2 separate regions of the Mus musculus genome follow, and region 1 is linked to region 2. Evidence: chromatin loops called from intact Hi-C (ENCODE). Cell type or tissue: heart. All regions are shown on one strand. Each heading gives the region's core, and the rest is flanking DNA. Links, peaks and the distances in the headings are about the cores only. Region 1 holds the start of Rflnb (refilin B). Region 2 overlaps Vps53 (VPS53 GARP complex subunit).

What was found. Hi-C counts contacts between places; a loop is a spot of excess contacts. Peaks named below come from ENCODE experiments on the same cell type or tissue, not always from the same donor. Only the 100,000 strongest peaks of a DNase experiment are listed, where the experiment ranks them.
Region 1: a loop joins it to region 2, with 5 times the contacts of the local background. A loop is called at or near these places in 7 of 42 quality-filtered maps.

Annotation. Positions count from the first base shown.
Region 1 is chr11:76,022,745-76,032,012 of GRCm38, reverse strand. It overlaps Rflnb (refilin B), which reads left to right and starts at 4,231. Exons shown (of 3, transcript NM_029658.1): 1 at 4,231-4,585; 2 at 6,956-7,065. The coding sequence starts at 4,376. In heart, for the core only: CTCF peaks have their summits at 978, 4,155 and 5,115; DNase peaks (open chromatin) are centred at 4,172, 4,682 and 6,715; H3K4me3 peaks cover 1,921 bases; H3K27ac peaks cover 1,630 bases; H3K27me3 peaks cover 1,261 bases.
Region 2 is chr11:76,076,833-76,084,832 of GRCm38, reverse strand. Vps53 (VPS53 GARP complex subunit) reads left to right here. Exons shown (of 22, transcript NM_026664.4): 14 at 2,149-2,391; 15 at 3,539-3,686; 16 at 7,711-7,793. Among named protein-coding and RNA genes, the nearest start is that of Rflnb, 53 kb to the right of the region's middle. In heart, for the core only: no CTCF peak of the experiment used is centred there; DNase peaks (open chromatin) are centred at 3,352 and 4,302.

The DNA.
Region 1 (9,268 bases), core at 626-8,625, 53 kb after region 2:
CCTGGCTAAAGCACATCTTTTTTATTCCGCCCTGCTCCCTTAAAACAAAATTTAAAAAAAACAACAACAACAACAAAACCTAACAAGGGCTCATGTAGCCCAGGCTGGCCTCAAACTCTCAAGGTAGTCAAGGATACCCTTCAGTTCATATATATTCATATATGTATATATGTATAGATATATATATGAAATGTGCATTTATGTTTTGCCTGCATGTATGTCTGTGTGAGGCTGTTGGATCCTCTGGAACTGGAAATATAGAAAGCTGTGAGCTGCCATGTGTACTGGAAACTGAACTTTGACCTTGAGAAGAACAGCAAGTGTTTTTACCTCCTGAGCCATCTCTTCAGTCAGGCCTTTAATTCTCAGATTTGTGATCCCTGTGTCTCCATCTCCTAAGTGCTGATGTTGCGGGCCTGTGCCACCTACCCTTCCTTCTTGAATAAGTATGGCAGATCTCTTCCAATGTCCTTTGAAAATAAGGACTTTAATCTTCAGATACTTAGAGGAAAGAATTGAGTTCTAGTTTTTAAAGCATTTCGTTAGCATGAATACATGAAGGAAAGAAGAGATCTGGACAGTGAGGCAAATCCTCCCCATTATTGAACAGAGAACAACCCTGAATCCTGGAGGCTGGAGACCCCAATGTGCCACAGACATGGGCAAAAGCCAGAAGACTGAGCCGAGAGTGGTTTTAGTCCATTGGCTGGCTTTGCTGAAGACAGGCCAGTCCACAGAAATAAGCAGCAGCCATGAGGGGGGTCCTGCTTTGCCCTTGTCTGACTTAATTCCCATTTGGGCATCAGTTTACTAAGTGCAAAAAGAAAAGAGAGAAAAACAAACCTTACAAAAGCTTCAGGGTTGGCATCCGTTGTCAGGCAGCCTTTGTTCCTGAGGGATGCTGGGAGAGAGCACAGGCTGGAAGCCAAGGTCTGTGAGGACACGGTGCCTCTGTGATCTAGGCCCCTAGCGGTGATGACCCTTTTCTGAAAGGACAGCATTTAGATGAGGCCAATCTCTATGTAGGCCCCATGGTCTCTCTGGACCTTGCTTGTTTTGTCTAACCTACCTCCTGGTTTCTACAGATAACCAGCTGTTCCTCAATTGAAAGCCTGTCTCCAAAACTGGGCCAGGATGGGTCAGGGGAGAGTCAGGTGCCTCTTTCTTTCCCCTGCTGGCTTTATTTTACTTTATTTTAATACAAGTTCTTGGTATGTAGCCCCGACGGGCCTGGAATTCCCCCCAAGCTTTAATTAGGATATTCTGAGCAACATCCTGGGGGAAACATCTGGAAGAAGATGTAAGATAGTGAAGAATTTGTGGAGCAAGGCTCTAGGAAGCTGGGGGTAGTGGTTCACACCATAATCCTAGTACTTGGAAGTGATAGGCTGAGGCAGGAGAATTGTCTAGAATTTCAGGCCAGAAACTTTGTTGTTGTTGTTTTTGAGACAGGCTTCTCTGTGTAGTCCAGGCTGTCCTGGAGCTAGCTCTGTAGAACAGGCTGGCCTTGAACTCATAGAGACCTGCCTGCCTTTGCCTCCCAGGTGTTGGGATTAAAGGTGTGTGCCAAGAGAGCATTTTAGGTCTAAACTCACTGCTCAAGGCTGCAGAGATAGAGCCCAATTCCAGGATCTGAGCTGCAAAGTTCACACACACACAGTTACATGGCAAATCCCCTTCTAGGGACATCTGAGTCCATTGGTTTGGCCCTTTCTCATTCCAAGAGCACCTCTGTTCTCCAACCAGGAGTGCCAGGGATCCCAGACAAGGCCTGGCCAGATAGTATTATCGGCAGGAGATTTATGGGTGATTCTGGGGATTCTGAATGGGACAGAGGTTCACCACCTTGACCTCTGCATCCTGAACAGTCCTATGTTTGATTCTCCTCCAAGCCCTGCTGATTTCTGCATACATCAGTGTTAAACAGATAAGGAAAGAAGGGAGGGAGGGAGGGAGGGAGGGAGAGAGGGAGGGAGGGAGGGAGGGAGGGAGGGAGGGAGGGAGGGAGGGAGGGAGGGAGGGAGGGAGGGAGGGAGGACTGATGGGATGCTCAGCTCATGCTTTGAGAGTTGCTTGGTAATTCTGCAGAGGCAGGAGGATGCCCTGTTTGGTCTGTGACTGAAAGAGTTGGGAGAGGTTGTTTTTGGTGGACAGACAGAACTCAGACAGGTTGTAAAATCAGCTACTCCCAGTGTCTAGGTTGATGACTGCTACTCCTGGATTTCAGAAGCTTCTCTGATATCCTGGGCCAGCTGCTTTCTGATCACCGGTGCAGTGAGGAAGTGTGCCAAAACCGTGTCTCCCTGAATTCTCTTGAAGCCTCTAAAGTCTGGCAGCTTCATGCTCTCTTGCTCATGCTAGCAGCTTTGATGTCTCCGTGGGTCTTCTGCCGGAATGTAGATCAGTATTCAGAGTGGTGCTCAGAGGGTGGCAGTGTGGCCTCAGAATGGTGCTCAGAGGGTGGCAGTGTAGCTCTGGAGTCAGCAAGTCCCAAAGTAGGCACCTCCCAAACTGCCCCCACAACAATCCGCACTGAGATGGGGCGTGGTCCTCCTGGCCCAGCTTCTGAGCTTTCTCTGTCCCGACCTCCAGCTCTTCTGGCCTGGTGAAGCAGGAGGTTACCATCTCCTTGGAGCAACTGCTACCTTCCTGGTCATCTCTCCCAGTCTGACCAGTCCACTTTTCACACCCTCAGAAAGCACAGAGGTTTCTCCTCTGATGTGGGGGTCCAGTTCTGCAAGGTGTACAGATATTGAGGTCAACAGGGGTAGGGAAGTGTGACACCTCAGATTGTCCTTGCATTAGACACTTGTCCAGTACTGTACACTGTAGATTTTTGTAACCTATTCCCACCACCCCTGAATGAATGAACAACCTCCCAGTCCAGCCCCCTACAGGATGTATCCTCTGTAGAAGGAATGACCCTGGCTTTCTGTTCCTAGCAAGCTGCCTTCTATCCATCACATGATTAAAGGCAAGCCCTTCTCTCTCCGTATCAAAAATGATGGGTAGAGAGAAAGGAGGACTGAACTTTGCTGGTAGATCTAGTCACTCTGAACATATATATATATATATATATATATATATATATATATATATATATATATTTTAACAAATCTGCCCCAAGCAGGACAGATGTTCTTTGTTCTTGCAAAGATGTGGATTGGACCACGAAGGTGATCCAGGGAAGACTTCTGGTGGAGCACGTGGCACTTGGTGTTGACCCCGGGACATCTCCATGAGAGGAAAGAAAGAAAGAAAGAAAGAAAGAAAGAAAGAAAGAAAGAAAGGAAGGAAGGGGAAGGGGAAGGGGAAGGGGAAGGGGAAGGGGAAGGGGAAGGGGAAGGGGAAGGGGAAGGGGAAGGGGAAGGAAAGGAAAGGAAAGGAAAGGAAAGAAGAAAAGACAATGATTTTAGGCACACCCCAACTCAATTACTTCCCACTGAAGAAGAGCTTCTCTGTCAAACCTATCAGGAAGGACCACAGTCTGTTTGCTGTTGAGTTTAGGTTTTGTTTTGTTTGTAGAAGAGATTCCCTCTGATAGGACAGAGGGAGAAAGTTCCTGTGAGTGAATAGACTGTGGCCTCCATAAGGGGAATCTTGACTCCCTAAGAGAGCTGCTCTGTTTGCTGGTCTCTTTGGGAGATCCAAGCCTGTGACACCCTCAGAACTTCCCTGCCTGGACTGGCCACAGCCTGTTCAGCTGTGCCCGGGACCAGGGAGTGATCGACGCCCCCGGGAGTCCGGAGGAGTAGGCCCTCTCTCCTCCGGGGCAGACGTGAGAGCCAGAGCAGGCCCTGCTGAGCCAACAGGCCGCTGGAGCCATACGAAGCGCATTAAGTATTAATAATTTCCAGTTGTTTGCTCGTCCTCTCTCCCCACGCCCCCCCCCCCCCCCCCGCCCCCGGCCTCTGCAGACTGGGACTCCTTGGCTCTGGGCTGCCAGATCTAGAGATATTAGCACCTCTCGGGGGCCGGGGGACAGTGCATGGAGCAAGGATCGCCGTGGACCATAGGGACAGGGTGCGGGGCCGGACGAAGCCTCGCAGCTTTGCCAGTCGCGGCATGCCGGGGAGGTGGGAGGGGAGGCCCGTCGCGGGAAGATCGGCGCTCGGACGAGCTGGGCGGCGCGCGGCGGGAGCGCAGCGGCCCCTGGCGCTTGGCCTCTCGGCGGTCACCGCGGCTGGGCCAGCCCTCGGGGCGGGGCGGAGGGCGGGGCCTCGAACGAGCGCGGCCGCTGGCGACACCCGGACAACGCGCCGGCGGCGGGGCAAGGAGGGCAGCCCGGAGGGCAGCGGCCCCGGCCCGCGTGTGCGGCCCTCTCTTGCACTCCAACACCGCGGCGGCTGTGCCCGGTCCCGCCACACGTGCAGCTATGGTGGGCCGGCTGAGCCTGCAGGATGTCCCTGAACTCGTGGACACGAAGAAAAAAGGCGACGGCGTCCTGGACAGCCCGGACTCGGGGCTGCCCCCAAGCCCTAGCCCCAGCCACTGGGGGCTCGCAGCGACGGCGGGCGGCGGTGGGGAGCGCGCTCCGGTCGCAGGGACGCTGGAGCCCGATGCGGCGGTGACCCCTATAGTCCCGGTGAGTTGCCTCCCGCGCGGACTTCTCCCAGTCCCGGCCCACCCGCAGCCCTCCCCGGGGAGTCTCCAGCTTTCGCAGTCGGTGCGGCCACCCGCCCGTCGAGACGGCGTGGCCATCGCCGGGAGCCGGGGCGGGAGCGTAGCGAGAGAGCCTGGCCAGCTGGAGCCAGTGGCTGGAAAATTGTCATCGCCTGGGAGGCGCGGGAGCCCCGGGAGAGGCAAGCCGCGGTCTCCTCCCTTCGAGGTGGCGGCCCCCGAGGCTGCCAGGCTGCGGCTCGACCACATTCCTGCTGGGGCGGGCTGGGTGGGGCTCCCGGGACACGGACAGGGATCCCGGGCCCTCCCCACCCGGGGGGCCCACGCCCCGCGGCTTTGCTCCCAAAGCGGCCTCCCTCTGCCGGGACCTGGGAGAGGGGTGTGCTCTGGGCTCCTGGCGCAAGGCGGACCACAGCCTTTGGGGTTAGTCACACACAAGAGTCTTCAGGGTCTGGTAGGTCTTTTTTTCCCAGCCAGTGTTCTGCACTTAATGAGATCAGCGTCCTCCAGGTGGCCAGGGCTTTGAAAGTATTAATCCTTTTCCTTCTTTTCCTTTAAACTCTTTGCAAGAAAAACTCCCAAGTCTGTTTTGTCTTGGGATCTGTTCAGGTGATGATATTCAGAGCACAGCTCAAGAAAGGCCACATCCTGTCTACAGTAGAAGCTCAAAGTAAGACTGAAGGAGAGCTGTGACTGTGCCTCCCATGGGGAGGTCAGCGGCAAGTGTTATGCTTAAGGACCAAAATGGAGCTTTGCTGGTGTGGGGCCTTCTTGACCTACTGACCCTGTCCCAGCAAAAACCAGCACCTTTTATTTCCACTCCAAGGTGAAACTTGCTTCAGCTTGGTCTTTCAGTCTCTCTCATCTTTCCTGCTCTGACCACCGATCAGACACTCACTGGTGCCTCTGACATGGATTCCTGCACCTGACATGAACCTTGACCCTCTCACCTTTCCCATTCAAGTCCTGGTGGCCCTTCCTCACTATGTGGCCTCCTGGGGGAGCTTTCTCAGGCTTCTTCCAGAACCTGTGGCTTGGTGTCCAGGCTCAGTGTCTCTGTGTGGGTCTATCTTATCACTGCTGCTGACCCAATAGCGCACTGACTCTCTCCCACCCCTGGATACCCAGGGAATGTCTGTCTGGGGAGCAGGGATGGGGATACAAAGGAGGCAGGACAGGAGAAACCAGTATGGACACCTAGAAGAAAGATGTCTTGGAATTGTAGGAGAGCTCTGTGGCCTCACCTCATGCACACCCTCTGTCCACTTCCTTTAGCTTGAACTATATATCCCCTCCCCCACTGGTCTCAGTAAACTCCATCCTAGCCCTGGAATGGTACCCCAGCTCCCCAACATGCTTTTGGCTTTTGCATCTTCTGCTGGTAACACAGTAAAGATCCCTGAGCCAACCTCTTAGAAACACTTGCCTCCTTCTCTGTCCTAGGGGTGGGACTGCCTCTTCTACATCCTGGCACAAATGGAGTTCTTGCTCTTAAATTAAGCAAAGAAAATGACAGCTCTCGGAGAACCAGAGAGTACAAAGGGCTGCTAGGTCCTTCCACACTGTGTTTATCTCTGCACTGGAGCACAGAGGGGGACCAGAGAGGGTCACCTGAATTTGCCTGAATTTGTCAAAGCTGTATTCCACACACTAAGCTTTCTGGTTAGTGGAGGCCTGACCCAGAGCGAAGGCATCTCTGGCCTCCACTGTTAACAGTTGTGGGGACCCTCTGGCATGGATGGCGGCCGCTATATCAACCCCAGAGGCAAAGGAGATGGGGAAGCAGAGGTGGATCTTTACCTTAAAAACAAAACTCCTGGAAGCTTTGTCTCTTGGCATTAGGATTTAGCCTTTCTCTAACTATTGCTGGGACAACTGCGTGGGGGGAGGGGCTCTGCATAATTGAGGGTTCTGAAGAGTTAAGTCTGAGTTGTGGGGCTTTCTTGCCACAGGGCCCTCCCGTCAGTCCTGATGTGGACATAGTGTGTTCATCAGGTCAGCTTCCTCTTCTGCCTTTCTCAAACCTTCGGTGATGGGAAGGGGGGCACCCCTCCCCTCCCCCCAGCACACAGATAAGGACATAGGACGTGTGACACAGCTCTACAGAGGGCACAAAGCCCATTTAGGATGGACAGTGCCTACTGTGCACATGCGTGCATGTCACTGAGAAGTAGGGAGGGGCACTAGACTGATCTGGGATTTGAACCCTGACCTTCGGTGCCCTGTCTAATGCTCTTCTCATGCCATGGGCCAGCCCTGTCCTTTGTAGGGCCAGACTGTGGTCACCACAAGGCGGGTCACTCATAGCTTTATCCCTTCTCTCCTCTCCCGGAAGAACCCAGCATCTCTGACCCACTCGCTAGCTGCCATCTGCTCACCGAGACTCTGTCCCCTGTCCTTCGGCGAAGGAGTTGAGTTTGACCCCTTGCCACCAAAGGAAATAAAGTGAGTATACTGACCCTATTCTTAAAATATTAAAAAAAAAACCCAAGTATAATCGCTTATTGTTTTTGAAAAGGTTAATTATGAAAATGCACAGAAAACCATTAATAGTTTGACTTATTTTCTTATGCTCTAACTAGTTAAATATATAGGGACTCCATTATATAGCCATTTAAAGTTTGGGATGAAATCTTGCTGTGTCTCGTTAGCTGGCCTCGCATTCACTGTGTACCTCAGGCTGACTTCGAGCTTAGGCTACTTCTGTCTCAGCCTCCTGAGCGTGTACAGCATTACACCTAATGTGGACACTCTTTTTAAGTGGGATTTTGTGATAAAGTTCTGCCATGTTCTTTGTGTGTGTCATATACCATGCCATGGGGAGCCAAAGAGTCTGTCTGTTGAATTTATTAATTCTTCTTTCTAGAAGCCACGCATCCCTCTACCCCCAGCCCCAGTCAAGGTGCTATGACCTGTCTCACGTTATGTCACTGGGCAAGTCCTCTGGGAATGATCTCAACCAGGATTATCAGGGCAAATTGCTGTGGAGACGTTCCCGCAAAGAGCTGTCTTTTTAGGGAAAGGAATTTTACTTTTGGTGACTGGGGATTTTGTAGCTGCAGTTTCAGTTGCTTGAGCACAAAGGAGCCTTTGATAAGGAACAGAGGGAGGCTCACCCATTTAGAGGTGAGCAGGTTAGGCTTTTATTCCCCTGGAGCTTGTATTTCTGACAAAACTGGGACATGACTTTGTGACATTAGCTCCCATCAGAGTCTTGTGACTCTGGGGAGAAAGACACAAAGCTGGTTCACACTCACGCAACGCTTGTCGAGATGCTGATATCTGTGAAGCTGCAATACGAATGCGCCCAAGTCGTCACTGCGCTGCTTTCAGAACATATGAACCCCCTCAGCCATGAATGGTGTGTATACCTACAGTCCCAGCCAGCCCTCAGGAGGCTGAGGCTGGAGCATGGGGGACTCCAGCCTAGGTTGCTCTACTTTGCAAAACCTTGCTCCAAAATAATAAGATGATGACGGTGATGATGCAGCAACTAAGGGATGCAAATGGCACTGGGGTTGTAGCTGGCTTTCAGTGATTGGCTCAGGTCTCAGGGTCTCCCAAAGTTGGGAGGTTCCCAAACCATAGTTGAAGTGGGCCAAGCACTGAGATCATGGCTATAGCCAACCTTCTAGAAGCAGCACTTAGCACTTCTGGAATTCTTTCTCCTCTCATTCAAGAGCTGGCTGGTTATGGAGCGGAGCTGGTGGAGAAGCTCCTTAGCCCCACACAGCAGCCAACTCCACTGCGTTCCGTGACACAGTTCTACTTAGGAGGGTGTATTCAGAGAACAGGGATGTCACCACAGAGTGTCTCTGCTGGGTTTCTGTGGCTGAATATGCACCACGACCAAAAGCAATTTGTGGGGAGAGAGTTTATTCCAACTCACATCGTGAAGGGAAGTCAAGGCAGGAGAGCAACCTAGAGGTAGGGACCATGGAGGACTGCTGCTTACTGGCTTGCCCCTCTGTGCTTGCTCACTTGCTTTCTATACACCCTGGGACCAAATAAGGATGGCACTACCCACAGTGGGCTGTACCCTTCCACATCAATCACCAACCAAGACAAGGCTCCACGTTTGCCTATAAACTAAACTGATGGGGTGGGTCATTTTCTCAGTTGAGTTCCTTCTTCTCAGATGACTCTAGCTTGTATCAAGTCATCAAAAAAGTTAAAATGTTACCAACCCACTTGAATATGTTAACATGCAATTGTGCCTATTAAGAAGCTGCAAAGTCACTGGATAATGTCATCTTATGGGACCACTGTCATACATGTAGCCAGTCATTGACCGAAATATCTTTGTGCTGTGTGTGATTTAATTACCCCAACAGCTCCAGCTGCAAGTAGACATTTCACCCTTTGTTTTCAGGAACCTTTTATTGAAGTGTAGGCAAGTTAAGTCGTTAGACTAAAGGCTTCCAGCTAAGGTAAACTGGGATGGAATTCAGTTGCTGTGGAAATGCTGAGCTTACGGCAAACTTTGAAAGCCTGTGTGCTGCTTTTAGGCCCCCAGCTCAGGGCTAGGGGTTTAACTCAGGGTTGGAGTTCCTACTTAGCACTCAAGAGCATGGGTTCTATCTCCAGCCCTGCTATTCCATCAGTCAGTCCATCCATCCATCCAACCATCTATCCATCCATCCATCCA
Region 2 (8,000 bases), core at 1-8,000:
TAGCCAGGGCAGTGGGCTGAGGGAGCATGAACAAATACCGCCACCCCAGGGGAGACCCACTAGTGCACACAGAGACCTTAACACTGTAAATCAGCTGTGTCTATGGCAGATACTTGCTGGAGTGCTGTTCCCAGTACTGTGGAATTACAGCATAAATCAGGGAATGGGCCCTGTTGATTCACATCACCCACTGTGCACCAGGATAGGGAAAGCTTGACCTGTTACACAGTACAGAAAAATATTTACTCAAGTGCTAAAACCAGGTGCTGTGGTACATGCATGTAATTCCAGCAGTGGAGAAACTGAGGCAGGATATCACAAGTTTCAGGCCAGTTTGGGCAACATAGTAAAACCCTGCCTGGAAAAAAAAAATAGTAAGAACCAGGTGTATAGCACATACTATACCCCAGCACTCAGGAGGCTAATACAAGAGGAGAGTCATAAGTTCAAAGCCAGTCTCAAAACAGATGAACAAACCAAAACCAAATCATGTGGTAGTGAGTGGCAGGTGATGGCAGTTCCAGCTGAGGGAGCAGGTGTTGGTTTGAGTGTGCAATGGGGTCATGGCCTAGAGAGCTAGATGGAAGGTGCTTTGGCCAGGAGGTGACAAGTGAAGGCCCAGCAGTGGGGCCACAGAGGTGACTGGCCTGGGTGCCTTCTCCGCATAAGAGCTGTGAGGATCCATGGGAAAGTAGGGCAAGAAGAGTTTGTGCAGAGTGGGGGTGGTGGCCAAGGCACTTGCAAAGGTCATCCAAAGAGGCCTGTCTCCACAGGCAGAGACCTAGCTCTGTTAAGCAGCCACATCTGGATGTCATAAACCGAGTAACAAAAGCACTGGAGTAAAATGTCAATTGTTTCCTATTCCTGCTAATCGATGCTGTGTGTGGTTCTTGCCTTTTTCTCCTTATTGTATAAATATATTTTTAAAACACAGCTGGATTCTTATAGCCTTAGCCAGCAAGCTAAAAAGATACCACATGTCAAGAGGGGCCTCCCATTGTCCTCACAACACAGCTGTACAGAGGACAGTAGTTAAAGCCCTGCTAGATTCCAGCTCCTGATGACTTGGAGTGACTAGGGCAACTTGAGAGATGTTTGATTGGGAAAGTGGAGACAGATCCCAGCCACCCTCCTCATCATGACCAGGCAAGCCACTTTTCCCAGGCACCACTTATATCCCAAGATTTTTTTTTTTTTTTACATCTTTAATTCTGAAAGTTCTACAGAAAAACTATTCATCTTAAAGAAGGAAAGCATTCTTTCTTTAAAGCCATCCATCCTCTGACACATTTAGGTTCATGATGTCTACATCTTTGTTGCCATCAGAGCCTTTTTGTAGGCTGGTGAAAAGCATGAGGCTGGGGTCCAGGCTGTGGGGGTTTGCACCCTGCTTGTCTTGGACAAGGTGTTTTTCTGTGCCTGGCTTTTGGAGACGGGGCATAGTAAAGTAGGTACCTCCGAGGGTTATTGCTAAGAGTTAGCATTCTGTGACATGATTATAAAGTACAGCTGTGACTCCTGGGCCATCATAAGTGTCTAGGAAATGGTCACCACCTTTAGAATTTGGGACTTTGGTTTGTGGAAAGGGGAGCTGGTGCTTGGCATTCCGGGGTGCATGCTTCTGTGGCAGGTTCTCCAGCCAGTTCTGCCACCCAGTTTTATGACAGAGTTTTAGGTGTCAGTTTTCTCACCTTCTGAAGGAGCAGCAGTGCTCTGTCTCCCTCACCGGGGTCTGGGGTCAGACATAGTGATGAGATGCCTGGAGCAAAGCAATCTACAAATGCCAGACTTCATTACTGCCATCTTTTTTTTTTTTTTTTTTTTTTTTTTTTTTTTTTTGGTTTTTCAAGACAGGGTTTCTCTGTGTAGCTCTGGCTGTCCAGGAACTCACTTTGTAGACCCAGCTGGCCTCGAACTCAGAAATCTGCCTGCCTCTGCCTCCCAAGTGCTGGGATTAAAGGCGTGCGCCACTACCGCCTGGCTACTGCCATTTTTTTAAGCAGGGAGATGAGTGCCACATGGATAAAATGGGCCCACTTGTAAATTTGGGTCGCACCAGGGAAGAGCACTCATGGGAACAGCTTCGGTCCTTGCAGACAGCACTCCTGCCTGATCTCTCCAAGTGAAACAATATTTCTGCTTTTCCAGAAACCTCAGCGAGCTGATAGACCGGTTTGTGGCAGATTTCAAAGCCCAGGGCCCACCCAAGCCCAACACTGACGAAGGGGGTGCTGTGCTCCCCAGCTGCGCTGACCTCTTTGTCTACTACAAGAAGTGCATGGTGCAGTGCTCACAGCTCAGCACAGGCGAGCCCATGATCGCCCTGACTACCATCTTCCAGAAGTACCTCCGAGAATACGCCTGGAAAATCCTCTCTGGCAACCTGCCTAAGTGAGTCCTGTTCTCCTCACACTCAGCGGGGAATTGAGGCTCCTGATATCCCTAAATATGGGAGTCTCAAAGGAAAGCCACTCAGGTTGTTTACTGAACTGCTAAGAATGTCGAAGAAGAAAACACTCCTCCCAGGCTCTCAAGGACCTGACCCACTGTTGGTGATGTCTTCTATAATGGCATCCACAGCTGACCACGACTGTCAGCAGGCATGTTCCCCCAGACACCAGTGTAGGTCACAGTACATCACTAAGCTGGGCCTTTATGTATATGTATACCGTACACATGGTGTCAGCACAGAAAAAAAGAAGTTAGTTACTCAGTAGCAGAGGCAATGTGGCTCCAGCCTGTTGATGCCCGATAGACAAGCTTTCTTCCTCTGACTGTCTTCCAGCCTCTGATGCTGTGACCACAGCCCTAAGTGTAGATGTGGGTGAATTGGGGCAGGGGAGAACGCTGAGTGGGTACAGTGTCTCCTGCACAAGCGTGAGGAGCCAAGTTCAGATCCCCAGCACCACACAAAAGGCTGGGCTCGACAACATTCGCCTGTAACAGCAGCAGCAGGAGGGCAGAGGCAAGAAGACCCCAGGGCCTCAATGGAGCTAGTCAGGCCAACTCTAGCAAGCTCTGGGCTTAGTGAGAGACTTATCTCCAAAACCAGATGGAGAAAGACAGAGGAGGACGCCATCATCAACTCTGCTCTCTACTTGTGTGTTCATGGGCGCATGTGTGCACTGTTAGGCCGTCTTACTCCATGTGTGCACTTATGAGCTCCACATGTATGCACCTTAACTAAGAAAGATTAAGGAGAAGCAGATTCTGTGCCACAGATGGCCCAAGTGGGATCTTCACCTCGGGGAATCCCAAGCCAAGGCACTAGGTCAGCTGGTCTCCTTGGTGAGCATGGGGTCACCCCAGGTGAGGACTGCTCCCCGCTCTCTAGGCGTTGTGTCTTCCTGTTCCTGTGGGTGAGATGGCCTGAACAGATGACAGTCAAGGTAAGGTCAGGAGCAAAGGCCCCCATTGTGTGTTGATTTATTTGTACTGTAGCCAGCCTTTCCTCTGCTTTCTTCCCTGTCATAAAATATGCAGCTTCAGGAAGCAAGTTAGCAGCTGCAGCCTGACTAGTTCCTGTCCTTTTTTTCAGAACCAGCAGCAGCAGTGGGGGGCTGACCATCAGCAGCCTCCTCAAAGAGAAGGAGGGCTCAGAAGTGGCCAGGTTCACTCTGGAGGAGCTGTGTCTCATCTGCAGCATCCTGAGCACAGCCGAGTATTGTCTGGCTACCACCCAGCAGGTGAGCACCCATCCAAGCTCGCCTCTCTCCCAGAGCTCTCTCCCACGCCTGGAGTGGGACCTGTGAGCTCCACTAAGGTCTCCTGCCACCTTGGGCAGGCCGCTTAGCCTCTCAGGAGCAAACTCACCTTATAGTCAGAGACTGCCCAGGCAGCCATCTTACAGGGGAGAAACGGCCAGCTTTCACCCACATGTAAGCTACAAAACAGGCATGACCTCTTAAAAGTAGGTCAGTAGCACAGTGTCCTTCATGGGAAAAGCATCAATAAACTGACTTCTGGGTACCAAGCAGCCTTTCCTGCCATTTTGTAGCATCCTCTGTCCACCATAACAAACAACCATTGTTTGAAGTGTTAACTGTGAAGCAGAAAGGGTGAGGCCTCTGATGGAGCCAATGGAAGGCAATTCAACAAACTAGCTTTGCAGAAGGTGAGCCAGAGGAACTTGCCACTCAGCCCTCCACGGGGTTATAGACTTCTTTTCCCCATTTGGCCTGGGATCCCCCTGAAGCAACCTGAGAGAATCCTGCTCTCCCTGATGTTAATGTGTATTTCCTAAGCATCTAAGAAGTCAGCTACAAGGGGCAGTTCAGACGTGACAGCTTGGCATTCCTATGTGCCAGAACATGAACACAGGAAGTGTCCAGCATACTCCTTGAGGGTCAGCCAGCTGGGCCCAGAGGCCAAGGCCAAGGCAGTAGCATACTCTACTTGGGGGTGTGGTCACATATACAAGGAATGACTCACAGACCACTTTGGCCTAGGAGACAGAGACAGAGAGAGACAGAGATGTTCAAACCCCTCATGAGGAAAATAGATGTTTAGAGTATATGAATGAATAAGACACATAAAATAATGTCACTAATTCAGAGATTTAGACAGGGTCTCAGGGTATAGATAGGCTGGCCTCAAAAACTCAGAGATTGCCCTCTGCCTCCAAGTGCTGGGATTAAAGGTGTGCTCCAACCCCCACCCTACCCCCACCACTATTCCTCCACCACCACCACCCAGCTCTTAACACAGAATCTTAGACATCAAGTGAGGAAAGTGACACACCGCACCTCTGCATTTAGAGGAAACTCAGAAGTTCAGGGTCTTCTTCAGCTACATAGAGCGCTTAAGGCCAGCCTGGACTAGAGACCCTGTCTTAAAACATAATAGGGGCTGGAGACATGCTCAGCAGTTAAGAGCACTAGTTGCTCTTCCAGAGGACCCAGGTTGGATTCTCAGCATCTACATTGCAGCTTACAACTGTCTGTAACTCCATTTCTAAGAGATTGGTTGCCTTTTCTGGTCCACAGGCACCAGGCACTCTTGTGGCACACATAGATACATGCAAGCAAAATAGTCATATACATAAAATAATAAAATAGTTTTTAAAAAGTGAACTTGAGATGCTACATCATGTAACAAGTGATCAATTCAAGACAGAGTCGCCACAGACTCAGGAATTGCAGTGGATTCAACTGTGCCCTCAAAGCTAAGTCCTGCTCAGCCGTGGGTATTGGAGTATTTGGGAATTAGGCCTTTTAGGCAAGAAAAAAACTTTTTAAAGATTTATTTATTTATTTTATATTTATGAGTACACTATAGCTGTCTTCAGACACACCAGAAGAGGGCATTGGATGCCATGACAGATCGTTATGAACCACCATGAGGATACTGGGAATTGAACTCAGGACCTCTGGAAGAGCAGTTAGTGTTCTTAACTGCTGAGCCATCTCTCCAGCCCCTAGGCAAGAAAATTTTACAATGAATCCAAACACCATTGACAAATAAGAGTAAAAGTTGGGTGGTATATATCTTGATTTTCAGACTTACTATAGGGCTAGGGCATTCAGTGGTAGAATACTCACCTAGCGTGTGTGCCGCCCTGGCTTCAGACCACCCAAGACCTCTCACAGGGCTAGAGTAAGGAAGACGGTGCTGCTGTTGGCAAGAGCACCTCCTCTTTCCAAGCAGTTGCTGCTCTCCATCTTGCTAACATGTCCTCCCAAACACTTTGCATTTTTCTTTTTAAGAAAAATAGTCTCAAATTCTACATGTTATTCTACAACAAAGTGGCCTTATTTTGTTCATAATTAGATCATAGACATCTTCCTTTTTTCTTTCTCATTCTATCTATCTATCTATCTATCTATCTATCTATCTATCTATCTGTCTATCTGTCTGTCTGTTTCTATCTATCTCTGTCTCTCTAAGACAAATTCTCCTTTTGGGGGTGAGGTGTCGAGACAGAGTTTCTCTGTATAGCAGAACCACAGATGTCCTGGATGTCCTGGACTTGGTTTGTAAACCAGGCTGGCCTCAAACTCACAGATACCCACCTGCCTCTGCCTCCCCAGTGCTGGGATTAAAAGCTTGTGTCACCATATCCAGCTGACAAATTCTTGTTGGCCCAGGCTAGATTACAGCAGTTTTCACTGTCTCTGCCTCTAGATAGCTGGGATTCCAATTCCAGGCCAGCACACTTGGCTGTCTCAGACATCTTTTGATACCAGTGCTACCTCAGCTTTCTCAACCCGTTTTGAGTCTCTCGTTAATTCTGTCATCCCTTCAAGGGAGCTTTACTATACACTTCTATGTGCTGCTTCAGCTGGTGTTGTGCAGAGGAGACAGGCATCTTCCTGTCAGGAGACTTAGAGCAGATGGAAAACAAATAGCAAGCAAGCAGGCGAGGGTTTCCCTGCCACTCTGTAGTAAGGGTGGGAGAAGAAACAAACACCAAGAGAGGAGTTGGGAGGGCTAGGAAATGGAGTCAGGAGGGGGAGCAGGGACATTGTAGAGGGAGGAAATATGGAGACCAAGACCCTGCAATTGTAAATGCCAGAGGCAAGGCAAAGATAGCAAGATGGGACCAGAGAGATAGATGACAAGAGCCATGCCATGCTTAAAGTTAGGATGTATCTTCAGCAAAGTAGCAGAGGCCCCTGGAGCATGTGAACACAGGTCTGTGGAACACTGTGCCACCCTCCCGCATAGGTGTCCAGGTTTTCAGTAATATGAACCCTTCTGGGAAGAACTTTACAAATGCGGAGTCTGACCTATTGAGTTCTCTAAACAGCCCCTCACCCCTTAGTAGTGGCAGAATTAAATCTTCCAAAAGTCCTTGCATGGCTCCATCCCTCTAAGAGCACTTTAAATCTTAATGCAAAGCACTCACCTTCTTAGAGTGAGAGTGACTCTCTTAAGAGTGCTAGATTTATCCATCCCCAGGGCATTTTTAGGTACGCACAGATCCCGACCATCCTATATCTCTCCATCGTATATCACTCCGGAGGATGTGAATGCTCCTGCCCTAAGCTGACCAAAGTAAAGATGTATTTCTGATTCATCACTGAGACATCTGGTACCTTGGCAAACATCTTGGCTGATTTTACTGTCACTCTCATTAAAAGTTCCCAACACTGGTTGGGGAGGCTACATATCACAGGGTAAGCAGGGAAACTATACGTAGATACAGCTTAAGAGAAGGAGGGATCAGAAGTGTCCCTCCTTCATAGATACGGCTTAAGGGAGGAGAGGTTTTTGCAGTCCACCCACGCTGGGAAAGAGCAATGGTGCTCCTGGCTGTGCAGACATGAGAAGAGACTCCTCTGGCTATTGGCCAGGAGGCAGGGTTCTCCTGTAACCTTCAAATGCTCTCACCCACTTTTGATATGCAGTCTCTAACTCATAAAGGCTCTACGGCCTTCAAAATAGCGCCACCACTAGGGACCAAATACTCAAATCATGAGCCTGTAGAGAACAAACCATGCGAGCTATTGGTGTGTTCTCAGAAGTGAGCCCAGAGTGGTGCCAAAGGAGCTGGGCTCTAGGGAGCTTATTTGACCCTATCACCTGCTGTGGCTACTGTAGTCCTCACCTATGAAGTCAGGGTAACAGGACTTCCCTCACATCCTGTGGGAATTAAGTGTCCCATGTCATGCCTAGAACTGTCTGGGTCGTCACTTTGTGAGCCTCAGTAGTATGGAACACCTTTGGGTAATCATTAAACACCCTTCTGCTTCTGCCCTTTTCTAACAGCTAGAAGAAAAACTCAAAGAAAAAGTTGATGTGAGCCTGACTGAACGAATTAATCTCACAGGAGAAATGGACACATTCAGCACGTACGTACCTTCCAGGCACTTGCTGCAGGTCAGCCTTCCTTCTTCACAGACGCCGTGTGCTTTAGTCTCTACTAAGAGAGGTCCCAGGGCGTTCATGCCCCATCAGCTGTGAGAAGAGTGCCCCCTTACCCCTCCTCCTCCTCCTCTGCCTCTGCCTCCTTTTCCTCTTCTTCCTCTTTCTTTTCTTCCTCCTCCTTCTTTTCCTAC